2 separate regions of the Homo sapiens genome follow, and region 1 is linked to region 2. Evidence: chromatin contacts called from ENCODE Hi-C or POLR2A ChIA-PET data. All regions are on one chromosome and are shown on one strand. The core of a region is the stretch at or near the end of the contact, and the rest is flanking DNA. Distances in the headings are between cores, read along the strand shown. Region 1 holds the start of GNA15 (G protein subunit alpha 15). Region 2 overlaps GNG7 (G protein subunit gamma 7).

Evidence for each region. Hi-C counts contacts between places; a loop is a spot of excess contacts on that map. ChIA-PET counts read pairs that join two places held with the same protein, here RNA polymerase II (POLR2A). Pooled maps may share reads with other maps.
Region 1: a map with no recorded cell type shows a loop between it and region 2 (4-fold over the local background). The contact joins the promoter of GNA15 here to the enhancer-like site in region 2. A Hi-C loop is called at or near these places in 1 of 37 single-sample maps with no recorded cell type and 2 of 50 pooled maps. POLR2A ChIA-PET finds 5 or more read pairs at or near these places in 2 of 52 experiments (MCF 10A and activated naive CD8-positive, alpha-beta T cell).

The regions. Positions count from the first base shown.
Region 1 is chr19:3,134,586-3,137,285 of GRCh38, forward strand. It overlaps GNA15 (G protein subunit alpha 15), which reads left to right and starts at 1,448. Exons shown (of 7, transcript NM_002068.4): 1 at 1,448-2,010. The coding sequence starts at 1,866.
Region 2 is chr19:2,626,184-2,628,883 of GRCh38, forward strand. The region is part of intron 2 of GNG7 (G protein subunit gamma 7); the gene reads right to left. Among named protein-coding and RNA genes, the nearest start is that of MIR7850, 3.2 kb to the right of the region's middle. RefSeq lists an enhancer at 798-1,997. Within about 2 kb of position 1,273, at least 31 of the 41 ENCODE cell types and tissues checked have a DNase peak (open chromatin) inside an H3K27ac peak, as active enhancers do.

The DNA of each region.
Region 1 (2,700 bases), core at 198-2,697, 510 kb after region 2:
AACTAATTTTTGTATTAGTAGAGATGGAGTTTCTCCATGTTGGCCAGGCTGGTCTCAAACTCCTGACTTCAAGTGATCCTCCTGCCTCGGCCTCCCAAAGTACTTTGATTACAGATGTGAGCTCCCGCACTCACCTGGCCAAATTTTTTATTCTTTTATTTTTTATTTTTTTTGAGATGGAGTCTCACTTCGTCGCCAGGCTGGAGTGCAGTGGCACGATCTCAGCTCACTGCCACCTCTGCCTCCCGGGTTCAAGCGATTCTCTTGCCTCAGCCTCCCAAGTAGGTGGGACTACAGGCGTGCACCACCACGCCCGGCTAATTTTTGTATTTTTAGTAGAGACGGGGTTTCGCCGTGTTGGCCAGGCTGGTCTCGATTTCTTGACTTTGTGATCTGCCCGCCTTGGCCTCCCAAAGTATAGGGATTACATGCGTGAGCCACCAGGCCCAGCCTAAAATTTATTTTATTATCTGTTCTTTAACTAGAACCTTAGGTAAGGAGGTCTGGGATCTGTGTCTCTTGGCTACCGTGCCTGGCACACAGTTGGCGCTCCATGAATGCACGCACAATGAAGGGATGGCCCTGCCTGGAATCTGCCTGGTAGGCGTCTAGACTCTGGGGCCCCGCAGGTGAGGGATAGGCTCCCGGCTCTGCCTTGTGCCAGCCCCACCGGTCACTCCCCTGCTCTATGCCTCAACCTCCTCATCAGTCAAACAGGGATGACAGTAGTAACTATACAGGGTGATGTGAGTGTAAAACCAGCTAATGTGAGCCAAAACCCGGCTAATTTTTGTATCTTTAGTAGAGACAGGGTTTCGCCATGTTGGCCAGGCTGGTTTCGAACTCCTGACCTCAGGCAAGCTGCCCACCTCTGCAGGGTGGATCACCTGAGGTCAGGGCAGAGTCGCTGGAAACAGTCCATGACACCTGGCCTGAGCTGTTTCTTAAAAATATATCAGAAGGGCCGAGCGTGGTGGTTTATGCCTGCAATCCCAGCACTTTGGGAGGCCGAGGCGGGTGGATCACCTGAGGTCAGGAGTTTGAGACCAGCCTGGCCAACGTGGTGGAACCCTTTCTCTACTAAAAATCCAAAGTTAGCCCGGCGTGGTGGTGGATGCCTGTAATCCCAGCTACTCGAGAGGCTGAGGCAGGAGAATTGCTTGAACCTGGGAGGCAGATGTTGCAGAGTCAAGATCCTGCCACTGCACTCCAGCCTGGGCAATAAGAGTGAAACTCTGTCTCAAAAAAAAAAAAAAAAATATATATATATATATATATATATATATATATATATATATATATATATACACATATATATATATACACACACATATATATATGATATATATATAATGTATCAGCAGTAGCACGGGTCTGACGGTTCCTGATTGGCTCCGAGGAGGGGGACAGCTCCGGGTGAAGCCTGAGGAGAATCCGCCCCTTCTCCAGAAGGAGGAAGAAGGGCCCTGCTGGTCACACAGGACCCAGTCTGCGGTGGGGGTTTTCCCGCCACCGCCCCGCCCTCCCTGGGGCCCCCACCTCACCCTCTCCTGGCACCCTTCACCGTCAACCTGTCGGGCCGGGTCTGAGCAGGTCTGGAGGTGGGCGGGGAGCCCTGGCCTCCCCACCTCCTCCCGTCCCCACCCTGTTCCCAGCACTCAAGCCTTGCCACCGCCGAGCCGGGCTTCCTGGGTGTTTCAGGCAAGGAAGTCTAGGTCCCTGGGGGGTGACCCCCAAGGAAAAGGCAGCCTCCCTGCGCACCCGGTTGCCCGGAGCCCTCTCCAGGGCCGGCTGGGCTGGGGGTTGCCCTGGCCAGCAGGGGCCCGGGGGCGATGCCACCCGGTGCCGACTGAGGCCACCGCACCATGGCCCGCTCGCTGACCTGGCGCTGCTGCCCCTGGTGCCTGACGGAGGATGAGAAGGCCGCCGCCCGGGTGGACCAGGAGATCAACAGGATCCTCTTGGAGCAGAAGAAGCAGGACCGCGGGGAGCTGAAGCTGCTGCTTTTGGGTGAGTCCAGGGTCGGTGGGCGGTGGGTGGTGGGCAGTGGGCGGTGGCCAGCCGGCAGGGGTGTCGGGGCAAGGAGGCGGATCAGGCTAGGTCAGACATTGGCATCGTGGAGCCGTCGCCTCCTCCCAGGGAATGGGGAGCCTGGAACCCATTTTCCAGATGAGAAAGACTGAGGTTCAGAGAAGCCAAGTTCCTTGTCCAACGTGCGACCAGCGGCCAGGTGCCCAGGCCTGTCCACTGTGTGGGGCATATACAATAGCAGACGTGGCTCTACCGGGCCCCTGCCGGGCAGGCCCAGCACGCCCTACCTGTCTGTGTCATGGCGAGGGAATGATGAGCTCAGGTGTGCAACCCGTTCTGGCCAGCCCACCCGTAAGGGAGGGGCCGGCTCCAGCCTCTCCTTCACCAGGACGCTCCCTCTCGCCTTTACCTCCCTGCCATGGCTGGAGAGGGCTTGTCTAGGGCTCCTTTGGGGGCTAGAAAGGATGGATTGATTGGTTCATTGGTTCATTCATTCATTATTCATTCATTTAAGATTTATTGGGTAGCTCCCAGGAACGAGGCAGCCAAACAGGGGAAGATATTTCTGTCTTCCTGGATCTCATTTCCTGTGAAGGAGCCAAGACATTTAGTCTGTAAACTCATAAGCAGATAAAATAATTCTGGCAACAAGAATTATCTAGGAGAAAA
Region 2 (2,700 bases), core at 23-2,522:
CCACCTGACCCCGTGTCTCCAGCGGGAACGTGAAGCTGATGCTGCTCCCGCCCCAGGCCTGAAGCCGGCCCCCTGCCCCAAACCAGCCTGACCAGCGGCACCGTGGAAACCCACCGGGATCTCTGCCACCCACAGGAGGCTGGGGCATCTCTCACCCCCTCTGTGCCTCAGTTTCCTAATCTGTCACACAGGGAGGCTGGACCCAAACCAATTGATTGTTGTCATGGGTGGAGCCGGAACCCGCTATGGCTCCCTCCTGCCCTCGGGATAAAATGCAGCCTCTGCCGTGCGGCCTCCTCACTCCCTCCCTCTCACCTTTTCAAGGTCCTGGAACCATCTCTGCACCTGTATCCCCCACCCCACCTGTCACCTTCAGGGCACTAGCAACACTCAACTCATGTCACTTCCTCCAGGAAGCCCTCCCTGAATTCCCGAACAAAGCTCCTGGTGTGGGCACCTGCTTTCACTCTTGGGCGGTGTTGTCTTCATCGGTTCACTCAATCAGGGTCTCAACTGGGGTAATTCTGTCCCCTCAGGGGACACTGGGCGGTGTCGGGGGACATCTGTAATTGTCATGACGGAGGGAAGTGGGACCTTCCCTGACTAATATTCCCTCACATCGGTCCATGCTCCTGGCATGGAGTGGGTGGAGGCCAGGGATGCTGCTCAGCACCCTGCAGTGCCCAGGACGGCCTCACCCCAGAGAACAGTCCAGTGTCAGTGTCCACAGTGCCCAGGGGGAGAGACCTGCTTTAATTATTTGGGAATAAACTGAGTGTCCTCCCTACTCACACCAGACACTGGAATAAACTCCAGATGGAGCAGACGGCATAAACCCGGGAGCCCCAGCTCCTGGGACTCATCTCCTCTCTCTCTTCCCACTCAGGTGTGGATTTCAATGTGTGCAGCCTCCTGGGACCTCCGCAGGGCAGAGGATCATGGGATGCAGAATCTCTTGGGGTCTGTGGAATCTTCTATCCCAGAGGGTCTCAACCAAGGTGTTTCTGTCCCAGGGGACGCTGGGTGATGTCTGGGGATATTTGTGGTTGTCATGACTGGGGGTGCTCCTGGCATGGAGTTGGTGGAGGCCAGGGACACTGTCAGCACCCTGCAGTGCCCAGGATGACCCACCCCAGAGAACGATCCACCTCACATGTTAAATGGCGGTAAGGGGGTGAACCCACCCCCTGCATGGCTCCAGGGGCACCCAGAGTGGGGCCCCAGCCCTGTGGCCGCCTCTCCTCCCACTTCCTCCGGGCGCCTGTCCTCTGCACCTGCATCCTCTGGCCCTGGCTCCCTTCAGAGCTGGTCACAGCTGGCAGCCCGCGTGCTGTAAACACCCACCCAGGCGTGCCAGCCAGACCTGGCTTTCTGTCACTCCCGGCTGATTCTGAATTCCCAGTCTCACATGGGCCAGAGGGTGACTGGCTCGAGACTTGCCTCTCATTACGAGCAAAGCTCTGATTCAGCCGGAATATTAGTCAGGGTACAGCATGTCACATTCCAGGAGGCTGATCAGCTCCGACCTCAACACCGGCAGCTGACTCAGCCCGGGGAGTTGCATGTGCTGACTACTCCTTCTGAGCCTCACAGTTATGTTCTCGAGATTTCACTCAGTGTCCTATGGTGTCACTGGTCCTGGTCGCAGACACAGACTCACCTGTGTGCAGGAGGTCAGGTGAGGATCGGTCCCAGCACCTTCATTCTTTGTTTCTTTCACTCACTCAGTAAACATCTGGTGAAGACTTGGACCAGATCCCTGATCTTAATGAAGGAGGTGACGGTCCGGCCCAGGTGACAGGCACAGTTAATGTGATGATCACAACACAGTTGCCATGTGACCCTGGGCACGTCAGCCCCTCTCAGCTACTGTTTTCTCCTATGTGAAGTGGAGATCATTATCTCAATCTCAACATGGCAAACAACACGGCAAGTGTATGAGTCAGCTACTGCTGAGTAACAACAGCGGCAACAAAGACACCATTTGCCATCTCACAACTTCTGTGTGTCAAGAGTCTGGCTTAACTGGGTCCCCCGCTCAGAGTCTTATAAGCCTAAAATCAAGGTATGGGCTGGGCCGAGTTGTCATCTGGAATTTGGGGTCCTCTTCTGAGCTAGTTTGGTTATCGGCAGAATTCATTTCCTTGCAGCTCTAGGAATGAGGTCCCTGTTTACCTACTGGCTGTTGGATGTGAGTGCTCTGAGCCCCTAGAGGCTACTCTCAGGTGTCTGCCACATGGACCCTCCACAGGCAGCTCACGACATAGCTGTTTGCTTTCTTTAAGGCAAGAAACCCCTTCCCTTTCTCTCTTTCTTTCAACTGTGGTGTGTGTGTGTGTGTGTATATATATATATAACATAAGACGGATCATCTTAACCACGTTTATGTGTACGGTTCAGTGATGTTAAGTATACTCACACTGCTGTGCAATGGCTCTCCAGAACCTTCCATCTTGTAAAACTGAGACACTGTATCCACTGAACAACAGCTCCCCTCTTCCCTCCCCCAGCCCCTAGCACCCACCATTCTCCCTTCTGTCTCTCTGAATTTGACACCTCGGGATGTGCTTCTGGTCTCTTTTATGGGCTCACCTGATGAGGTCAGGCCCACCCAGGATGTCTCCTTTTTGATGAGCTCAGGTCAACTGACTAGGAATCTTCGTCGCATCTGCAAAATCCCTTTACCGAACACACGACCTA